2 separate regions of the Homo sapiens genome follow, and region 2 is linked to region 1. A link is an interaction called in ENCODE POLR2A ChIA-PET data of the cell type or tissue named here. Cell type or tissue: GM12878. All regions are shown on one strand. Links, peaks and the distances in the headings refer to the core of each region. The heading gives the core; the rest is flanking DNA. Region 1 overlaps GK (glycerol kinase). Region 2 overlaps DMD (dystrophin).

Region 1 (5,000 bases), core at 1-5,000:
ATTGAAAAAGATAGGATGTTACATGCTTACACCATATTTTTAAGAGAAAGCAATATGATTTTAGCAAAAGGAAAATCAAGGTTTTGATTAGAGGTAATTAGTTGAGAATCAGAGTATTATTTAGATTAAAACAAAAGAAAAAAAATACATAGTCACTGTTAAGGCTCCAGGAGATAACTGTTTTAAATTCTGTCATCAGGAATACACAGAAGTGTTTTGTTGTGATTGAAAAACTAGATTCAATATAACACAATAAAAGGTAGATAAAAACACTTATCTGAAAAAAGTAAATAATTTTGCTGTCAGGATATAATACATGGTATGATTTAGCTTTTAAAGAAATAAAAATGAGAGACATCTCTAATTCACAAAAGACATGTGGTCTTCTGAATTCAGAGGCAGGAAATAAAATGGAAGATGGTAATAATGTTTCAAAGCTGGACAGGAAAAGAGTATAGCAGCCAAAACCTAAAATGATAAAAGAAGGTGACTGTCTACTTGTTATCAGTTAAGTTACCATAAATTACACCCTAAGTATAAAGATCCAATACTTTAGTATATCATCTACAAATTTGAATCAGCCCTTGTTCTAGGTTATGATTCCCTGGAAAAGATGCATGCAAGCTTAATAGTTGTACACTAAGGGAGATGCAATGAAAGTGAGAGGGTGTAAAGAATAATAAATTAAATTATAACAGGGCAAGAGGAATAAATTATTTTAAAACTAGACATGTAGCCTGGAAAGTGAAAGGCTAATAAACAGGCTATAGGAAGATTGAATTAAAAATAATCAAGTAGATCTGATGTAATGTCATAGCAGGCAAATACATTTTTCTTCAAAAGCTCCTTGACATGAATGCCACTGCCACAAACAGTATAAAAATAAAGCAGGATATTTCAGGATGCAGTAGAATTGTAGCTTACAAGGCAATTAGGGTGAAAATTGGTGAGTATGGAGAAAAATCAGGTAAAGTAAAGATTACCCTAAATTGCTTACAATCATTCATCAGGCATAGCAAACACAGTTTTGTGTATACTACAGTGCTATGTATCTGTACGTATATGATTTATAATGTAGTTAATTTGTATATATTAGATTACAAATGCAGTGTCTAACTCTATAGCATTTTTAATTGCATAGAGAAAGGGAAGAGTTGAATTGGAGCAACATTATTTTTGAAATGTAACAGATTTCATTAATACTTCAGTAACAAGTTGGGGAACTAAAATTAAAAGCATTTATTGCTCAGAAAGTATACTTTTCAAGAAAGAACATTATAAAAGTTCATAAACAATGTTTATATGCTTGTGGCAGATAGACTTTTAATTAAGGTGGCTCCCATGATCCCTGCCTCCTGATGTGCATACCCTTGCATAATCCTCGCCTCTTGAGCGTGGTGATATCTGTGACTTTCTTCTACCCAACAGTACATGTCAAAAGTGATGGGATATGTGTGGTGATGTGTACGTGCTTCCATTACATGATTTACTGTGCCTGTCTTGCTGGAGATATTCCCTCCCTTCCTGACTTTAAGGAAGCAGAGAACCACTGGGGGTCCCTCAGATAGCAGGGAACTGCAGGTAGCCCTAGGAGCTGAGGGTGGCCTCCATCTGACAGGTAGCAAGAAACTGAAGTCCTCAGTTCCACAACCACAAGGAACTGAATTTTGCCAATAACCTGAATGAACCTGGAAGCAGATTAAACCTCAGATGACAGCAGAGCCTCAGTCAACATCTTGACTGCAGCCCTGTGAGACTCTGAGCAGGGTACCCAGCTAAGCTGTGCCTGGATTCTGAACCCATGGGAACTGAGAAACAATAAATGTGTTGTTTTAAGCCACTTAAGTTTGTGGTAATCTTGTTACACAGCAATAGATAATCTATTACATAGGTTTATACCTAAAATAGGGATTTAGCTCAAGAAGGATGAAAAACTCTAAAAAGGAAATCTTAACGCTATAATCGTTAAACCATAACAAAGAAAAGATAGGGGAAGAGATATTTAAAGAAACCAGGGAGGCAATATAGGGAACCCTCTTTGAAGCTCATATTTAAAAAGAAAAAAATGGCCTAACATAGGATTCGGTATTTGAACAATATTTAATGGGTATGTATTATCTGCCAGCCTGCTGGGACAGAGTGGTAAACAAGATAGACAAGTACCCTGGCCTCAGGAAATCTATATTCTAGTGACAAAACACGGAACATGGAAGTCTCAAGTCATAAGTAAGCTCAGGTTCATACTCATATTAAAAGTTCCCAAAAGGATTTTTGTTTTGTGAAACAGTATTTGGAAAAAGAAGAGGAACAAGGATGCCAGAGGGAAGGCAGAACCACTCAATGGCTCTATTTTGCTCCAGTCTCTTCCACTACTGAGAAATATTTTCCAACTAGAAAGGGTGGGACAAATTTAACCAGTTTAATATGAGTTTAATGTCACAGAACAACTTAAGGATCATGAACACCTATTTCTTTTTACAAATAATGAAAATGAGAATTTAGAGGTATTAAAATGTCAGGCCTTACTATCACCTGCCAGGGGCTTCAGGGAGAGAAAAAGAGTTCTCTTGGTGATGAAAAAGAAGATGCAGATGCTTACATGAGCAGAAATAATGAGTTTGTACTTCAAAAATCCCCTTTGTTCTAACCACAGAGGATAACAGACACGATATAAAAGAGAAAACTGAAACAACATGCTGACTCAAATACAGAATAACATCTATGTGGACAGACACGGAAACACATAACCAAACAGGACTGAAGCCACAAGCATGATGGCTTCTGATTTATTTTTCTATATGTGTCAGGGAGTAGGAGTGGTGGCTGGGAACTGGTTCCTCCAGAAGAAAGGGGTCCAAAATGTTTTGCGCAAGACAGGGAATAGAATCAGGCTCAATGCTTGAAGCCAGGAGCTAGGTGGCGCTCTCTTACTTGTGTAGGGATGCTAGAAAAACAAGCAACTGTGTATTTGCTGACTGAGGCTATATGGCTTAATGGAAGACAAGGCTGGAAGTGACAATTCTAAACTATACGAAGAAATCTTGTATTAAGAAATCCAACAAGGCCGGGCGCGGTGGCTCACGCCTGTAATTCCAGCACTTTGGGAGGCCGAGGCGGGCGGATCACCAGGTCAGGAGATCGAGACCATCCTGGCTAACACGGTGAAACTTCGTTATTTCCAGTCTTTACTAAAAATACAAAAAATTAGCCGGGCATGGTGGTGGGCATCTGTAGTCCCAGCTACTCGGGAGGCTGAGGCAGGAGAATGGCGTGAACCTGGGAGACAGAGCTTGCAGTGAGCCGAGATCAGGCCACTGAATTCCAGCCTGGGCGACAGAGCGAGACTCCATCTCAAAAAAAAAAAAAAAAAAAAAAAAAGAAAAGAAAAAAGAAATCCAACAAACTTAATAGCTGGACTAGAGTTCATTCCGGCCTAACACAGATTTTAAAATACATATGTTTTAAGTATTCGGAGATAAATTAGGAAATGACTTCCATTTTAAAAACAAACAAACATGAAACTAAGAATAAAAAAAAAAGAGAACTGAAACAAAATCAGGTGGATGTGAAAAATAACCAAATAAAAACTATAGAAATGAAAATATTAAATAAGATGAAAAATGTACTAGATGGGGTAAACTCTAGACTAGATAGAGAGGATGAGTAAACTAGCATTCCCCCATATTGCTGGTAGGAGTGTAACTTGACACATCTACTGTGAAAAATGGTTTGCACTATCTACTCAAAGTGAAGATACACATAATCTATGGCCTAGAAATTCTACTCCTACAGAAAGGTGAATACATTTACATCAGGAGGCATATACAAAAATGTTCATAGCAGCATTTTTCATAATAGCCAAATACTGAAAACAACTCGAATGTCATCAACAGCTGAATAAATACTAAACTTCAATAATTTCATATAGCAATAAGAAGCAATGAAAAAAACAGCTATGTATAATACTGTGGATGAATCTCACAAACATAATGTTGAGTGAAAGAAGCCAGATCAAAAAATACAAAAAAATACATACTAAGTGACTCAGATATGCATGCACATGCTCTCTCTCTCTTTTCTTTTATATTTTTAATATATCAAATATTAAACACATGCAAAACTAAACTCTGGTGTTCAGGGCTGCACATTTAAGTGTTAGAACTACAAAGAAAAGTAAGGAAGTGATTATGATAAAAGTCAGGCTGATGTTTATCTCAGGGAGAGGGAGGAAGTTGTGATCGTGGGGCAAATAGAGGTTCTTGGGATTGGCGGCGTTCTATGAACAAGTTACATGAGCCTTTATAATAATTTTTCAAGTTGTACATTGATATTTAATGCATTTTTCTCTATGTGTCTTATATTTCACAATACAAAAAAGGCTTTTATGATTTGTCTTGTTTGTTTTAAAGAGAGGATTTGGAAATGGAAGGTAGATACTGAGAAACTCACCAGGGACGCAGCACAGAGAAACAAAGAGATTAAAAAAATATAAAAGGGCAGTTAAGAGACATGGATGATGGGTTGAAAGGTTCCAATATTCATCCAATAGCAATTCCAGAAGAGGATGGAGGTAATGGTAGAGGAGCAATATTTGAAGAGATAATTGCTGAGAACTTTCCAGATCTGAAGACAGACTTGGATCCAAGTACCTAACAGGATAAATAAAAATAAATCCAAACACAGGCATATCATAGTAAAACTACAGAACATCAATGATAAAGAGATAATGTTAGAAACTCCCAGACAATAAACCAGATTATCTACAAATGAACCACATATTGACAGCAGAGGTCTCATCAACATCGAAAATGGCCAGAAGGGATGTGGGAAAAACAATTGTTAATATAGGCTTTTATACTCATCCTCAGAGTGAGGGCAAAACAAAGACAAACCTAAAAAGAATAGGCTTACTATCCCACACTAAAACTAAAAGAACTATAGAAGGATGCCCCTCAGCAAAAAAAAAAAGAAGAAGAAAAAAAGGAAAAAAGTAGGTGGGA
Region 2 (16,777 bases), core at 44-5,043, 460 kb before region 1:
CTTCCCTAACCCTGGCTTTTAAACATTTCCGGTAGCCTTGCTATGTTTTTTTATACTGAGCACATTTACTAAATTGGCTTACAAATAGTTTAACCTCCTTAGAAAACTGCTAGACCAGACATTCATATATGAAAAAATGATACTATATTATATGGAGAATATGAAAGCATCAGCTTTCCGTTTGTGTATTTATTTTACATGATATGCTGTAAAGAAGAGAATAATTAATTTTCCTAATCCTTGGACTTTTCTGTCTCACCTTCTTTGTGTTTGAGATGATTTTTATACCTAAAAACTGAATTACTAATTTTAAAATATTTTATGCTTGTTAAATCCGTAAGAGTTTGGTTAACTTTTTTAGTTGTAAAAAAACAAACAAACAAACAAACAAAAAACCCCCTGTATAATTGCCTGAGGTGAAGAAGATTTTAAAGGTAAAAATTGGTGGCAGAATGTTTAGAGAGCTTACTGTGCATCCATCCTTTGTCAATATTCTAACTGCTGGACATGTTTACCAATCGTGAAAAGCATTAGCTAGCTGTGTAAGTCTGTCATCAGTGGAAAGTAGTAATTGTCCTAAAAGACAAGGGGTAGTGTAAGGTAGGGAGTGCACTTATTGTTAGGGAAGCTTTTCTTCTGAAAACAAAGACCTGTTCTCAGTGAAAGCAAGACTGATCTGTAGGGGGAAAACAGTGAAATATAACTTTCCTTAGAATTTCTATCATAAATGTAGTGCTACTAACTAGCTGTGGTCTACCACACACTGCCTCAAATGGTTAAGCCAACACACACATCCTTTAATTTGAAGGATTCCTTTCTCTTCTTGCCATGATTTATCCTTTAGTTTTCAGGAATGTTCGATTAGGTCTTGAATAGATTCTAAGACGTCACATAAGTTTTAATGAGCTTTTACGTTTTTTATCAGGCTAGCAGAAATGGAAAACAGCAATGGATCTTATCTAAATGATAGCATCTCTCCTAATGAGAGCATGTAAGTATCCCATCTCTTTTTACAAAATGTTCCTGACAATGAAATTGCTTTGAGGGATTTAGAGGTAGGATAGCACAGGATATAGGAATTAGCATCATATTCATTTGATCTTTTAAGGAGCCATTCATTTACTTTTTTCCTTTAATTCTTAATGCCCTGGCATGGAATGAGCTCATCCAAATTCTGGCATTATTAGTATTCAGAGTAGCAAAAATAGTTTGCCTTACTCTTATTTGAACTTATTTCATACCATATGATTACAAATTGCAGAGTCCCAAGTATTTATAGTAATGCTTAATCTTTGACCAAACCTGCCAGATATTTAAAGGGATAGGATATTAATTTTAAAGTCATGGCTAAGTACTATTTTCTCCACTCATGGGGAGTGGAAACGTGATCTTGGTATAGCATGGCTATTCACATATGGTAGGTTAGTTGGGCATTTTCCTTCAGAAATCCAAAGAAGTAGATTTTTGTGATTTAGCATCTTCACAAGATAAATAAAGTGAGGCAATCTTATGAAGAGTTTCCAGAGGAGAAGTACCAATTCAGGTTGCAGGTTGTTAGCAGGATGATAAGCCAACCCTGTTAAACTTTAAGGACGGAGATAGAGCGGTGCTAAGAGCAGCAGGGAACACAGCTATGGCAGGGAAACAGGCTTCATTATAGAGTGAGGGCAGTGTTCACAATACAGAGCACAAAGGAACATTGCCATGAACCAAGTAAATGCTGACCGGGGCTTGAGGTAGAGAGAGCAGACATTGAAGCAAATATGAAGGAAAAAATAAGGATTTGCCAAGTGAATAAATAACATAAAGAGAAGAAATCTAGTCAAAGTATTACGATGCCTTTTTAGTTTGATAAAGTAAGGATATCTCACCCATCTTGGAGAATATAGACAAAGGGAAGAATGGTAAATTTATCATATGTAGTTGGTGTGGCAACACAAAGTCATGCTCAGATGAGAAAAGAACCTTCATAAGGATTAGGCCAAAAGAAATAGTATCAAAGTGGCATATATATAACTAGTTATTGAAGACATGAGAATAAATAATCTCATCTGGTACATAAACGATCAAGCTAATAATAAAGAATCAAGTCAACCCTCAGTCATTTGTATATGACTTACTTCCTTCAAACAAACAAACAAAAAAGCCTTTCCCCAACCATAACTGTGATGCCTTATCTTTCTTAGCTATGGGAAAAAGTATTAATGGTACTAATATATAAGATACTTCAACAGTAAAATGTGTGGCCAAAGAATCAGCCAAATGTAAATAGCTTGTGCTTCTTTGGCTCACTGATTTTGGTATTAGAAGCTCTAGCACATTCAGATTAATTCGAGTTGTATCTACGTAACAGTGGCTGTCATTCATTGACTGCCTAAGAGAACAGGAAGAAAAGTGTAGTTACAACTCTAGGTTATAATTAAACATGGGAAGTTCTAGCAGTACAACTTCAGAATTTGGAATGAGTGTGATAAATTAGGTGGTAAAACTGCTTTTGTTTTATTTTAAAATAAGCTTTAGCTTATTCTGAGGACATAAAATCCATTTTGACTCAATGTTGGATGGCAAAAACTCATGGCATTTTAGGGGCAGGTTTGGGGAAGTGGTTTGGTGGATTGGTTGACTTCACTTAAATGTGTGTTTTTAATACCCAATAATTATTTTTAGTCAGCTTTTCACATCTAAACCAGGTAACTGGCTTGATAAACAAAAATAATTCAAATGAGAAGGACTTTTTCCTAAATTTCTGATATTTTTCAACTTAAGTGGGTATGGAGAGGAGAATATTAGCGTATCATCTTAATGATATCTAACCAGAAACAATGAGCTTTAGCCTGTCATTACGGACAGAAGAAAATTCTTATAACTTGGAGGTAAACAGGCCTTTCCGGAGCTTGGAGCAATGCATTCAGAAAAAAGTTTGTCCTGTGTATTAGAGAGTTCCTAGTTTCCAGGAAAGATTGTAGCTGCCTCCCCAAATAGAAGCCTTTTTGCCTCCTTTTCCCGCAAGATTAGTCCTTAAAACCATTATGTATAAATTTAAAAATAAATAAAACTTGTATTTAAAAAAACTCTGCCCCGAGGAATGAGATGTTCAGTCTTCTTTTAATCAGTCACCTTAATGTCTTTTTTCCCCTTAATTTTCGTTCTTCTGTCTAAACAATAACTGAATGAAACAATCATGTATCTCCAGTTTAATTGTTGTTGTCATTCTGCCTCAATGACTTATATAAGTTAAAACTGACTTACTGAAGCAATACTTTTTGGTTACATTGCCTTCCACTTAATAAAATATTTCCTCTGTTACTTTTAGAGCTGCAAGGTATTTTTTCCTACTCAGTACAACAATAGCGTGGGTTAGTGAACAGATTATCTTGACAGGCTTGGTGGCCAAAGCATTATACAGCCATTATTATATCTTTTAATATTTTTTAGCTATTGACTAACATCAACGTAGAGTCCCAGTATTTCTGTAATTCTGCCTTTCATTTATCCGTGTAAATAGGCCAATCAATTTCATTTGAAAATCTGAGCAAGAAAACACTTTGAATTGGTACCAGTAGAATGGTAGATCACAACCTCAGCAGTATCAAAAGGTCTTTAGAAGCAGGAAAAAAGGTCTAATTAATTGTTAAGAGCAAATAAATGTTTCTATTTTCAAATACACTCCTGAGTCCCTAACCCCCAAAGCAAAATAAGGGGGGGAAAAAACCAAAACCTTTGATTTTATTTTCCAGAGATGATGAACATTTGTTAATCCAGCATTACTGCCAAAGTTTGAACCAGGACTCCCCCCTGAGCCAGCCTCGTAGTCCTGCCCAGATCTTGATTTCCTTAGAGAGTGAGGAAAGAGGGGAGCTAGAGAGAATCCTAGCAGATCTTGAGGAAGAAAACAGGTGAGTTTTCTTTCTAGCTTTGTCATTGGTATGCAGAGTGCATACACTTGCACACATAGAAAAGTGCCAGGAATCTTCACTTAGAGTCATTTTATGTCTAATTGTTTTCTAAAATAATCTGTTTAGCTCCATTTGCAGATTCTCTCTCTCTTTTTTTTTTTTGTTATCTGAAAGAAGACAATGGATGCAATAGTATGATGAAGAACTCATATTTTAGGTGTGAAGGAGTTAATGCTGATGGTGGTATTTGACTTGTTGCATGTGTCTCCAAGGCTTTGATTTTATATTTCAGAATAGAATTTAAGAAAAAAGTAGGTTATTTAATTTTATGATTATATGATTTTTTTTACATGTGTTTGGCCATATTATCTACCTCAAACATTTAAGAAAGTAGGGTTATTGGCTTGGTCATATTGGGAAACCAATTGTTTCATCTTATTTTTCATCATCAAATGCAGAAATTATTATTTATGCTCACCATCATAGCAGGTTAGTGAGACAATTCCAATTGTCAGCCATCACCTGTAAAAGACAGTCATGTAAAAATAGCAGAAATTGTAGAAGAGAAAAAGGCTAAAGAACTCTCATAATGACTGCAGGGAGGACAAAGATGTAAACATCTGGGGTACTGTATTGTGTCAGGATAATGCAAATCATTGGACTTTCAGTTCTGTATTACATTTATTATGTCACAGGTCCCTTGGTTTAAAAAGTCTTCTCACATGATCACTTCTAACTCACAATGTGCCTTCTTCAGACAGATGCCACCAAGCAAGGATTTAAAGTAGATGTTGCTCAGATTTGTGGGTCTTAAGTACTTTCATCTCTTTGGTTGAGCCCAAGGCACCAAAAGCTCTTAACGTAGGCAACGCAGTGTGTCTGAGATCAGTGCCCTCGGGAGTATGCCACTTCAGGATGAAAAAACAAACTGCCACTCTTCCATTGCTTCCTGCTGCCACTGCGAGCCTTCTAGCTCTTAACACCTTTTACCTATGGCCATAGCTCCTTATCTGGTTGGCTTCCCTTTAGTCTCTTTCCCACCCTTGCAATAAATCCTCCATACTGACTCTACTTGTACATCTTGCCAGAACCAAGACCCATCATGGCATTCCCCTTTCACTGGATTTCTGCATGTAGAAAAAAATCAAGCTTCTTAGTGGGGCGTTCAAACCCTTCCACAATATTCTCTTGACTTGCTTTTTCTATGCCATCTTCTTTTGTTCTCCCTGTGTTCTGGCTATGCTGTTGTAGCTAGTATTTCTGAATACATCCTGCTCTCATCTACCTTTGGGGTCAAGCTCAAGCTTGAGTCTCAGCCTAACTGCTAACCTCTAACCCACCACTGCCGTATCTGACAAAGGAATCCCACCTATCCTCCATCACACTGCTCAAAATAACTTTCCCCATGGAGCCCTGCTAGATCCCTGCAGTTGGAAGAAATCTGTCTTTTGCCTCTATTCCCAGAGCACTTTGGACCTTTCTCAGAAAATTCCTTGACAGTTTTCCTTTTTATCAGTTATTACCAGTGCCTCTCTTTAATGAGCTAGTGTGTGTCTTTGGGGCATGGACTGTATCTTAATCATCTTCATATCCTCCAGAGTACTTAGCATGGTTTGAATATTTAATGGCTACTCAGGAAATGTTTGCTAAAAACCTGAAAATACAGCAAGAACATCACATGAGTACCATCCACGAGATAATATTGAACTTTTTTTGTTGTTTTAATGATAGCTTTATTTTTGGCCGTACTTTTGAGATCATTTGTCAGTGAAGACCATGGTAGAGAAAACATTTCTACTTTATTGAGAATAATCAGTAATATCCATTTATGTTAAATCTGTAATTATTGTAGGGGTCAAAGTCAAATCGGAATAAAAAGTTGGAACTGACACTGTAAATAGAATTTGATGTTACCAAGGAGTAAATATATTTTTGAAGTATATGATCGTGTAATATATCTTTTGAGCTCATTGGTCAAGAGCCCTGCCTCGTTTGTGGTTAGCATAGTCTTTCTCCGTACCATTGCACCCGGGTCAAAGAATGTTTGTAAAGAGTACTGATAACTATCATTTATTTATCATTTTATCATTTTGAGTGCACTTTTACATATTTTAGATCATTTAATCTTCTTACAAACGCTATGGAGAAGAGACTGTCGCCTTTCTGTGAATGAGACACAGGTTCTTAGAGGTTCACACAGCTTGCCCCAGATTTCCCAGTCAGCCAGTGGTAGAACTGAATTGAAATCCAGATTTTTCTGACTCTAAATAGGCAACTCTGCCTTCAACCAGATAATAAAGAAGAGTAAGTCTCTGTGAATGTCATTTACATAGAATTGCGGCATATTCCCCAGAATGTGCCTTAACTTGAGGGACTATCTATGAGGACTGAGTGTCCCGGAATAAACCTGTTCATCTACTTGTGGCACAGCGATAACCGCTTTACCCTGGAAGATATCCAAGACCATTCTCCAAGAATGGGATGGTTTGTTCTCTAAAAGAACAAAAAACATAACACCAGGCCTACTTAGAGCTCCAAAATGAGGACTCTGGGGTTGATGCAAATCTTTGTGTAAGTTACCTTGACCTTCACGAAATGATCAGGATGAGCTTCCTTCATTGTCCCTTCATTTTGTCCTATTTGACCTTCTACCAAATTCCAAAGAAATGTCTCCACAGAGTTCCCTTCCTGAAAACAGCCCGTGTGTTTTCTTTGATCTGCCCTGTCCTGTCTTCTTGCAGTTCTGCGCAAGGAGCTTCAGAGCCCTAGATTTGCCTTCGCTACCCTTGAATTCAGTGTTGCTTAAGGAGCCTTTAATTTGCCATTTCCTGTTGAGAAAACCCAGGAATTCTTTAGATGCCCTCTCTGTGCATGTCTAGCTGGCTATGTCCTAAGTCAGCATTGGGCTACGCAATCTGACAAATACGAGCATACTTTTAGAGAAAATAAGAAAGTATATTTAAAATTGAGATTGCCCCAAGTCCTTTGGATGTGTACTTATTGATCTGTTAATATATATATTTTATGTTCCTTTAGCTGTGATTTATCTCCAAATAACAGCAAAAGAGAGAGGCCTGGAGAGCCCCATTCCTGACTAGATATTTATTAAATTCCATTAATTGTTCTTATTCATGACACCTCCCTACAACCCCCTAGAAAAACAGAGGATGGCTGTTTGAGAAGTGTCTCAGAGGTATCTTATCTCTGCCTTTAGAATTCCATTTCTCCTGGTTGTTGCACATAGTATTCAATAAATATTTGTTGAATGCATTAATGAATAAATGAATTGAAGCTGAATTTATTTTAATTGTAGCATACATGCATGCACTTTTGACTAAAGTTCTTTTACAAACCTAATTTCGTAGAGAAAAGCCTTTCAAAGACTTTGTTTTCTGCTTGCTTTTCAAAATTCTCCCCTTTTTCAAACTGCCTTGATTAGCACCAGGCATGGCTTTGTCATAAATTTAGAATGTTAAGAACCCGTTTTCCAAATCACAGGCACTGTATGTATCCCACATTGGTGTTCTCTGATTCTTGGTTGATGCCACAGAGATAAGGCTAAAGCTCTGAGTAAAAGCTAAATCTGACTGAGTTTTTCCCATAGTGCCTCCCATAAGTTTGGATGACTAATGGTGTTAGTGAGATATCTAATCTTTAATATTTCGCTTCTGCATCATATTTCTCCCTCATTACCACATATAATTCAGATACATCTTTATTTGGCAAAGAGCCACTGGATCTTGGGTTTTTGCCCCATTGTGTGTCCTTAGCATTGCAGACTCAAGGTTTACTTTTTTTTCTTGCGTTGATTAAAGCCTTCAGTCTCCTGACTTAAGCCTGTAGTGTTCAAATACAGAGATGTATTTGTCTCTGCACTGTCTAAATAAACCAAGACTTGCTCTGAAATTCAAGGTATGATCCTAGCAATGAAAAGGTAGCCTTTCTGAGAGACAAAGACATTGTCGTTCTACTACCTGCAGAGCAAATTGATTAGATTGTTCTCAAGTCAACAAGGTGGCTAAATATTAACCTAATTCACCATAAAGTCTAAAGTTAAAGTTGTTAGTAGATGTTATATAACACGAGGGAACTCTGTAGATTCTTAATACCTACTCAGGACCTTTCATATGTCTTGTTGGGCAGTAAGACCTTATGAAGCCAAAATTTGAGTTTTCTCTTTTTCCTTTAAATTCCTCCAGTGATTGTGCAAGATTATTATTGTTACAGTCAAAGAAGTTCTAGATCAGTTACTGATACCACTGAATTAAAGTAGCTGGAAATCATGATCCCGTTGCTTTACTTTGTAATTGACTTGATGACTTTGGACCTAGTCTAGTAGCTATCAATCTTCATAGCTACGGGAAATCTTTATTCAATGTTCTTTCATTAGGTCTTTGTGCAAGTCTCCAATGATGGTGAAAAGATGGCCAAAATGAAGGGAATCTGAAGAGGTTAGGAATGGGCATTCCTATGGAATATAAACAAAGGTGTCAGGGTGAGGAATGGCAGAGTTTGTTTGAGGGAAACTGCAGTTGTATTACCTTTTTTAAGAAGGCAAAGAATGAGAGGAGATGAGGCTGACCAGGTCAGCAAGGGCAGGTCGGGAAGGGTGTGGTACCCACTGCAGAGTTGCTGCCTCCGTGCCTAGTCTAGGGAGCAACTCAAGGGTGTGATCCAGGAGTCAGGCCATGATATTGACATGAATATACGCCACACAGGCAGCTGTGCGGAGGGTAACTTTGAAAAGAGCGATGCTGGAACGAGGAAATCAAGCTGGGGGGAGTCACATGGGAGCCCAGGAAAGAGATGATTAGAGCCTTAAGTAAGGTGATAGAAATGAAGTAGACAGGCTGATCTGAGTGATATTTCGGGGGAGGATAGAGCTGTTTGATTCGGTAGTTCTGTGGGACTAGGGTATGAAGGAATGATTCCCAGGGCTGGTAACTACAAAACAAGATGATAGTAGTTATTTGCAGCTGGGACTGATAATTCAGGAGGAGTTGCAGCAGGTCCATCCTTTAATGCAGCAGTGTTTATTAGAGGTCCTTCCTGAAGGGCTGAGTAGCTGGAAGGTGATAAATGAGGTATGGAAGAGGTCGAGTTGAGGTCCTGGTGACATCTCCATGTGTAAATGTCTGACAGTCTGAGAGATAGAACTCTGATGCTTGTAGAAAGGATATAAGCCTGAGATATTAGGACTGTGAGTCGCCAGCTCACAGGTGGTAGTTGAAACCGTGAGAATGAATTTATATATCCCGGGAGCATGTAGCAGAAGGAGAACACTGGATTTGGTAGAACTCCGGAAGATGTGAACATTAAAGTGTGTATTTAATTACTTTTATTTTTAGTAGAGAATACATGTATATTATTATACAAAATCCAAAGGGTTCAAAAAGACATATAGAGAAAAGTGAATCCTTCTCCAACCTTCTCCCCTGGCTGTGGTGTTTCCAGCTCTGGAGGCTGCCATCTTTCTTGGTTTCTTGTGTTTCCTTCCAAACATGCTCTCTACATATGCAAATATTTGCAAACATATTTATGGTTGTTGGGGTTACTTCACACAGTGTCGTGCAGTGTTCACTCTGGTTTTCTCTTTTTACTTAAAAATCTCTAATTTTCACATGCTGGAGAAATGTGCCAGAAGAAGAGGAGGGCAGAGCTTGGGAATGATGGGAGCATTTTCCCACAGGAGGCAGGAGAGAGAAGGGTTAGGGAACTAAAGTATGGGAGGAGGCGTGACCTTGAATGAGAGGAAGGACTGCCTCTGAAGACAAAGTGGTAGGTAAGGAATTTAGGGTAAGGAAGGGAGGAAAGAAGCATAATGGAATGAATGTTAAAATGTCCAGTAGACATCACTGGAAATAATTCAAGACTGATTCCTACGGCTGTTCCCACATGTTTTTAAAGTTGGAGTGGAGAGGAAAGCGTGGTATATGATACATTTAACGAAACTAGGCATTCAAGTTACTTGGTGTATTAGTCCATTTTCATACGGGGCAATTTACAAAGAAAAAGAGGTTTAATGGACTCACAGTTCCGTGTGGCTGGGAAGGCCTCACAATCATGGCAGAAGGTGAAGGAGGAGGAAAGGCATGTCTTACACGGTGGCAGGCAAGAGAGCATGTGCAGGAGAACTGCCCTTTTTAAAACCATCAGATCTCATGAGAGTTACTATCACAAAAACAGCATGGGAAAACCCCACCCCCATGATTCAGTTACCTCCCACTGGGTTCCTCCCATGATATGTGCGGATTATGAGAGCTATAATTCAAGATCAGATTTGGGTGGAGATCCAGCCAAACTATATCATTTGGTGACATGGGCCCCAAAACAAAGGGCTACAGAGCCCTTCTTGAGACAAAGGGAGCTAGTTTGATCACAGAAATCAGAAAGCCAAGACCTTTTATGGCAAGGATGAATAAGAGCTGAAGGGCATACATGCCACATTTAAGAAGCTGTGTAAGAATGGGGTCAACCATCTCAGCTCTACTCAGGCAGGGAGGACAGGAACATGGTAGAAGTGGAATCACCATTATTCACAGACTCAGTTTCTAACTAGCAGGGCCAGTGTAACTAAATTTCCTTCAGTTTATCCAAAGTTAATTGAAGTCTGAGGGGACTGATTCATAGTATGCAGTTCATGGCAGTGAATGGATAACCCAGAATGAAAGTTTATTTCTCCCTTTATCCTAATTATCTCTCTTTTTAACTGCCTTGTATTAAAATGTTATCAAGGTTGCCTTAAAGCTTTTTTAGGAGGAGACAGCATCTGGTTTAAGTGCAAATACTAGATCTATTAAAATGAGGAATATATTCATTTTTTCGGCACACAGCATCCTGTGTCTTAGAATCCAGTGTCTTAGGAATCACAATAAAAATCAAATTGTGTTCTGGTGAGCCTAGAATCTTGGCATCTAAAATTGGATGTTTGTGAGGACTGCTTCATACTACAAAAAAATTGAAGCACCCCTCTGGCGATTAGAATATTCACATCTTACAAGTACAGCTGCCATCTCCCTAGAACATGCTGGATAAGAGTTTATGTTCTTACAATCCAATTTCCCTTTTTTTTTTTTTTTTTTTTTTAGATTTTTCATGAAGACCCTCATCCTCCTGTTGGCCTTCATTTGCCAATTGTCCCTCTACAGTAGAATTGATTATGGTCATGAGTTTCTTTAGCTACTTTCCAGGCCTGAGGATGTAATTCTGTTCAATTCTGCAGATAGTTACTGAGTGCTTAATGTAATTTTAAAATTATGAGACTACAAAGATGAATAAGCCTTGGTTCTTACCCTCATGGAGCTCAAAATTTATTTTAAAAAAGTTAAAATAGAAACAACTACTTATATCCTACTGTTACAAGTGCTCTGGGGGCACAGAGGTGAATGATTTATTCTATCAGAGGGAGTAGAGAGGCCTTTACAAAGAGAGTTTAAGAGTTGAAGACTGAATGGGAGTTTTCCAGTCTGAGAGATGGGGGAAGGATGAGTTTTCCAGACTGGTGGACCAGTGAGTAATGTGTGGCTTGGAATGAGGAGAATAAGAGGGCAGTGGGATGGTAGGTGGGGACTACTGTTTAAAGGACTTTGTGCATCATACTAAGGAGTTTGGGTTTTATCCTATAAGCAGGTGAACAGTGATGGCTTTTTGACGGGGGGGAGGATTGAGAAAAATAACTGACCTGGCAGAAAGCTAAAGCCATGAAGATTGGTAGAAGCACAGTGGAATAGTCCATTAAAAGATGCCAGGTTCTTAACTAAGGATGTCTTAGGCAAGTGAAGAAGGGGATGGAGAAATTAGAAGGTCACTGAATGAATGAGACCAAGGGAAAATGGAGAGGGGGAGGCATCTGGTGTTACGGAAAGTTTTAATTTGGGAACTGGGAAATGATCATTGAAAAACAAACAAAAGCAACCTAGTGCACCCAGGAAAAACTCCTGATTTGCAAAGGGTTAGTGCATGGAGAGAAAGAGCTACGTATCAGACATACTGAATTCTATTTGCCCAAGGACATTTCAAGTGGAAATTTCCTATGTTGATTTTACGTATTCAGTTTTCAGAAAGGATTCTTTAAAAAGTCATAGCAATACAATTCCTGCAATATAAATAATAGATCAATGAACATCATAGGGATTAGCATAGTTGATTTGACTAAGCTTCAGATTCAGTTTGAGCTTCCCTGTAGCCAGGGAGATAATAGGAAACAAAGATTTGTCTGTCTCTTAATATTGAATTAAAGAAGCACGCAGCATCCTAAAGAAACATCATTGTTTTCCTGGCTCTACGTAATAATAATAATAACAAAAATAGCTGTCCTTTGAGTGATTGCTATGGACAGGAACTGTTCTGAGTACATATGAACTCCTATTTAATCCTTAAAACAACCCTATGAAAGAGAGGCTGTTTCCAGAGGATTACGTGGCACAGAGTATTAAGGACACTTCATATGGCCAGCAAGTAATAGGACCTGTATTCAAACTTGGGTGGTGGTCCTGAACTCTTAAGCAGCGTTACACTTGAAGTGATTATTGGCTAGTGTCCTTATCAACATTTTTATAACAAATCCCAAGGGAAATTATATGTGGCTGTTTCTCATGGCCTTTGATAATTGTGGAAAGCTTAACATTAAAACACCAAAGATAGGGTGACAGTTCTCCAAGGATAAAGGTCACTGTTGCCTAAAATGTATTCTGCAGAATACCACTGAGATACTCTGAGAAAAAAAGGATTCCAAGGACAGTAAAACTTTGAAAGCACTCATACTGGAAAGTCATCATTACGTTAGCATTTGCACTGAGGAGTTTGGAAGTGAAGAAACCTGATTAGCTTTGTCTAACCTCATGTTGCTCCCACTTACTTGACCTCGAGCCCAACTGCAATGTTATATGGAACACACTTTGGTAAAGAAATTCAAGTCTGAAGTAAACTTTGAAAACCAGTCTAGGAGATAGCATAGTTGACTCTCTACTGTAGTTGTTGAGAAGCCTATCCGTTGTGTCTCTGGGAACATCAGAAGATAAAGCTATAACAGGTGCCCACGTAGGAAGCCTGGATTTTTCGCACAAAAGTAACTTTTCATATGCTCTAGTGGTGAAGCAGTTACCCTGTAGACCCAGAAGCCAGAATGATTTAGTCTGAAAAATCTAAAGATAGGTATTAAATTAACTCTCATGATCATAGAAAATTCTTTGCACCATTTTTGTAGAATATCCCACCGAATAACTTGGCTTTTCACCCAAACCACCAAGAAAAATTGCCACCAGTGACTTGATGCAATTAACTTGCTATCGGGAGTTCTTTCTTGTGAAATGATTGAACTTTGAAAGATGTTTACCAAAGACAGCACCTTTAGCTTCATCACAATTACTGTGGAATCTTTCTTTGTAAGTAGTTAGATGCAAAGGCCAGTTGTTGCTTGAGGCCTCTCCTGGATTGTGATTTTAAAGTGTATCATCAACACATGGGAAGATATTTCTCCCTCTTTATCTTATGACAGAAATGCAGGTATAGCTTTCATCTCAAAGTAAGATTAAGGTATAAGTTACAAAGATGTGTAGCTACTATATGGTCCTGTGTAATGCTACTTGAGGAAGGCTGTTCCTTTCCTGGCACTGAAATTTTAGAGCTTGCATAATCAGTATATCAACCTCGTGTGGCTTGGTGCTTAGCAAGTTTCAGCTTCTAGAGCCCATGGCTAATGGAGCCATCCAGGAGAATGTTGGAGAGATAGGTCTGAAGCCTTAGAAGAGAAGTCTTGATTAAGGAGTAATGAGTTGCGGGAAGGGGTCATGGTTGTGGCGGAGATGGAAGCCTGGGGAGAGGACAGAGACCTCCTAGGAAGAGAGTTTGTGTAAGAAGAAGACCAAGGACCTCCTGATGTACTTGATTGTAATTGGGCATGAGCAGCCCAGTTAGAAATGGTTTCCTGTTGGTATTACATATGTACATGGATGGCTTCTGCAGATGGCTAAACTCACCCATTTTATTTTTTTACTATCTTAATAGTTAAAATATGACCTTTTCTTGTGTCTCCAAATTCTGAGTTACCTTATGGTGCTAGTCTGTCTGTTGTAACTACAAGTCATAAGTAAATCCATATGATTCTTTTCCTGTAATTTCCTGGTAAATCAAGGCGATAATTTCAAAGATAAAAATCTGTATTTTTAGCTTTAGCAGTGAGCATGATTCCCAGTCTTTTTGCCTTCGAGTAAGGTTTGTTTCCATGGTGGAAGTAAACAATATCCCACACTCTAGAATGTGAGCTCTTCAAGGGTAAGGGACAGTGTCCTACATATATCTTTATCTCCACAGCACTGGGTACATAAATGTGTCATAAAAATGAATGGGTAAATATCCTTTGGAGTTTTTCTGTTACTTGATGGGTTTTTGGGGTTGATTTTCAGGTATCTCCCTTGTTTTTCTCATTTCTTACATTATTTTCTTTCCCAAAATCCCTTAATATACCTGTTTAGTTTGTGATGTCATTTTCCATTAGACTGAAACCATCCAAGTTGTTTAGGCTAACCCAGACTTAAGCATTTTCTGGGCTTATTTTTGGACTCTTTTTAAAACTCATCATCTGAAAATATTTAATGTCCACACGGATAATTCTGAAGACATGTGCATACCATTTTTCTTTTATGTACATGGGTTAAACCTTGATTTTTCCATAGTAGGAGAAAGCATTATAAGATTTTATTGTTTTCACTGGGGTAATATCTTTTGTGCTATAAGAAATAAAATTTTGAATCTAGAACTTAGTTTTTTATAAGACCTTTATTGAGATATAATTCTCGTACCATAGGAGTTACCCATTTACAGTGTATTAGTCACTGATTATTAGTTAATAGGTTAACCAGTATTAGTAATCACTGGTTATTAATTACAGAGTTGTGCAACCATCAGCGCACAATTTTAGAACATTTTTATCACCCCCCAAAAGAAATCCCATCCCCATTTTCAAGTCACTCCTCGTTTCTCCTGCAACTACTCTTTTCAGCCCTAGCAGTAGACAATCCCTGATCTACTTTCTGTCTCTATGGATTTGCTTATTCTGGACTGTTAATGTAAATGAAATAATACAATATAAAGTCTTTTGTGACTGGCTTCTTTCACATAGCGTAATCTTTTAAAATGGTATCTATATTATAGCCCGTATTAGTATTTCATTCTTTCTTTAATGCTGAGTAACATTTCATTGTATGGATATACCACATTTTTTAATCTATTCATTACTTGATGGACATTTGGGCTATTTCTACTTATTGTCTGTTATGGATAATGCAGCTATGAACATTCATGTACAAGTACCGGTAATTATTTTAAAGAAGTTATTCTGGGCTGGGCATGGTGGCTCACACCTGTAAACCCAACACTTTGGCAGGCTGAGGTGGGAGGATCACTTGAGACCAAGAATTTGAGACCAGCCTGGGCAACATGGGGAGATACCGTCTCTACAATTTTTTTTTTTAATTAGCCAGGCATGGTGGCTCATGCCTGTAGTCCCAACTACTCAAGAGGCTGGGGCTGGAGGATCACTTGAGCCCAGGAATTCAAGGTTACAGTGAGCTATGATTACACCACTGCACTCCAGCCTGGGTGACAGAGCAAGGCCCTGTCTCAAAAAAAGAAAAAAAAAAAAAAGATTCTATAGTTTCTGTCATTGTAATAGAGGAGGCCATAGGATCATATATGGCAAGAGTATATAGCAGTGCATGCCAGGGAGTGAAAAATAGGCCATCAAATTGAAGTTACTGGGAGAACTTAAGACTAAGTCTAACTACGCATGAGGGATTGAAGCCGGGACACACAAAGCTTAAAATTATGATTCTTCTAGAGACTGTTACGGCTTTTTGCTGACCACAGACAATGAAAGTTTGATATTTTGCTGTATTTGTCTGAAAATGGAAACACACTTTTCCCAATGGCAGTATTCCTGAGGACTAGAGTTCTTCACCTCTAAAACCTCTCCAATCCTAGTTTTTCCTTTTGGCTGATGATGACCAGCCACTGCCATTTTTGTCTTAGGTTTTGTTAGTCTGTCTTATTTCCAGTTATAAGTGGTTAAAATTTCTTATGAATTCTTCTTGTGTTGAACTTTTGATTAATACATTTAGTCTATAGACAGTAATGAATTAGCATCTGATCAGGAATTTGTGAAAAACATCTCAGTCATTAAAGATTAAGAAACTGAAGCCAATTAATATTGTCATGTTCTGTCTCTTGGAACTTGAGCAAGATACAGATCTACGTGTCAATGACATATCCAGAAAATAGACTCCACCTAGATACATTAACCCTGTACCCTTGGTCCACATATTTTATTTCAGCAATGATCCATGGACATATTATAATTTGACAGTTTCATCACATACCTAGCGTATTGGGTCAAATCAAGGAAATCTCATCCTAGTGATCTTAACTCAGTGATTTCATTTTGCCCAGATGTTCAGCTGTGATAAACTTTACTAAGGCACAGATGATGGATGATACACAATAATTCCAAAATTTGGGGGTGGCTACAATGTGGCTAGGGGCTAGAACTCAGGTATCTACAGGACAAATACTGAGTGATTAGTCACTTTCTAAGCGCTAGATATGCATATGTTCTGCCAAGCTCAGTAGGTCTAAGTAGATTGCTTCCATTTCAGATAATTAAGTGCTTTCTTTTTATAGGAAGTTTTTAGCACATCTGAGGTTCTAAATCCAAAAAGTAAATAATATATAGAGAAAGAAGTAATAACAATAATAATAGTAACCAACATTTATTGAACACAGTATGGGCTGGGCATGGTTCAAAGAAAGTTTGACATATAGAATGTCGACCATACTGGCTTAATAATCCTCATAACTGAATTAGTGCTTAAGTCAGTTGCCCAGCC

What was found. Peaks named below come from ENCODE experiments on the same cell type or tissue, not always from the same donor. Only the 100,000 strongest peaks of a DNase experiment are listed, where the experiment ranks them.
Region 2: POLR2A ChIA-PET joins it to region 1 with 5 read pairs; 1 of 35 experiments calls an interaction of 5 or more read pairs at or near these places.

The regions. Positions count from the first base shown.
Region 1 is chrX:30,711,096-30,716,095 of GRCh38, reverse strand. All of the region lies in intron 13 of GK (glycerol kinase), which reads right to left. It overlaps GK-AS1 (GK antisense RNA 1), which reads left to right. Exons shown (of 1, transcript NR_046603.1): 1 at 1-5,000. Among named protein-coding and RNA genes, the nearest start is that of GK-AS1, 4.5 kb to the left of the region's middle. In GM12878, for the core only: a CTCF peak has its summit at 2,917; a DNase peak (open chromatin) is centred at 2,705; H3K27ac peaks cover 886 bases.
Region 2 is chrX:31,156,562-31,173,338 of GRCh38, reverse strand. DMD (dystrophin) reads left to right here. Exons shown (of 79, transcript NM_004006.3): 73 at 926-991; 74 at 3,738-3,896. Among named protein-coding and RNA genes, the nearest start is that of FTHL17, 93 kb to the right of the region's middle. RefSeq lists an enhancer at 4,628-4,717. In GM12878, for the core only: no CTCF peak of the experiment used is centred there; a DNase peak (open chromatin) is centred at 4,628; H3K27ac peaks cover 370 bases.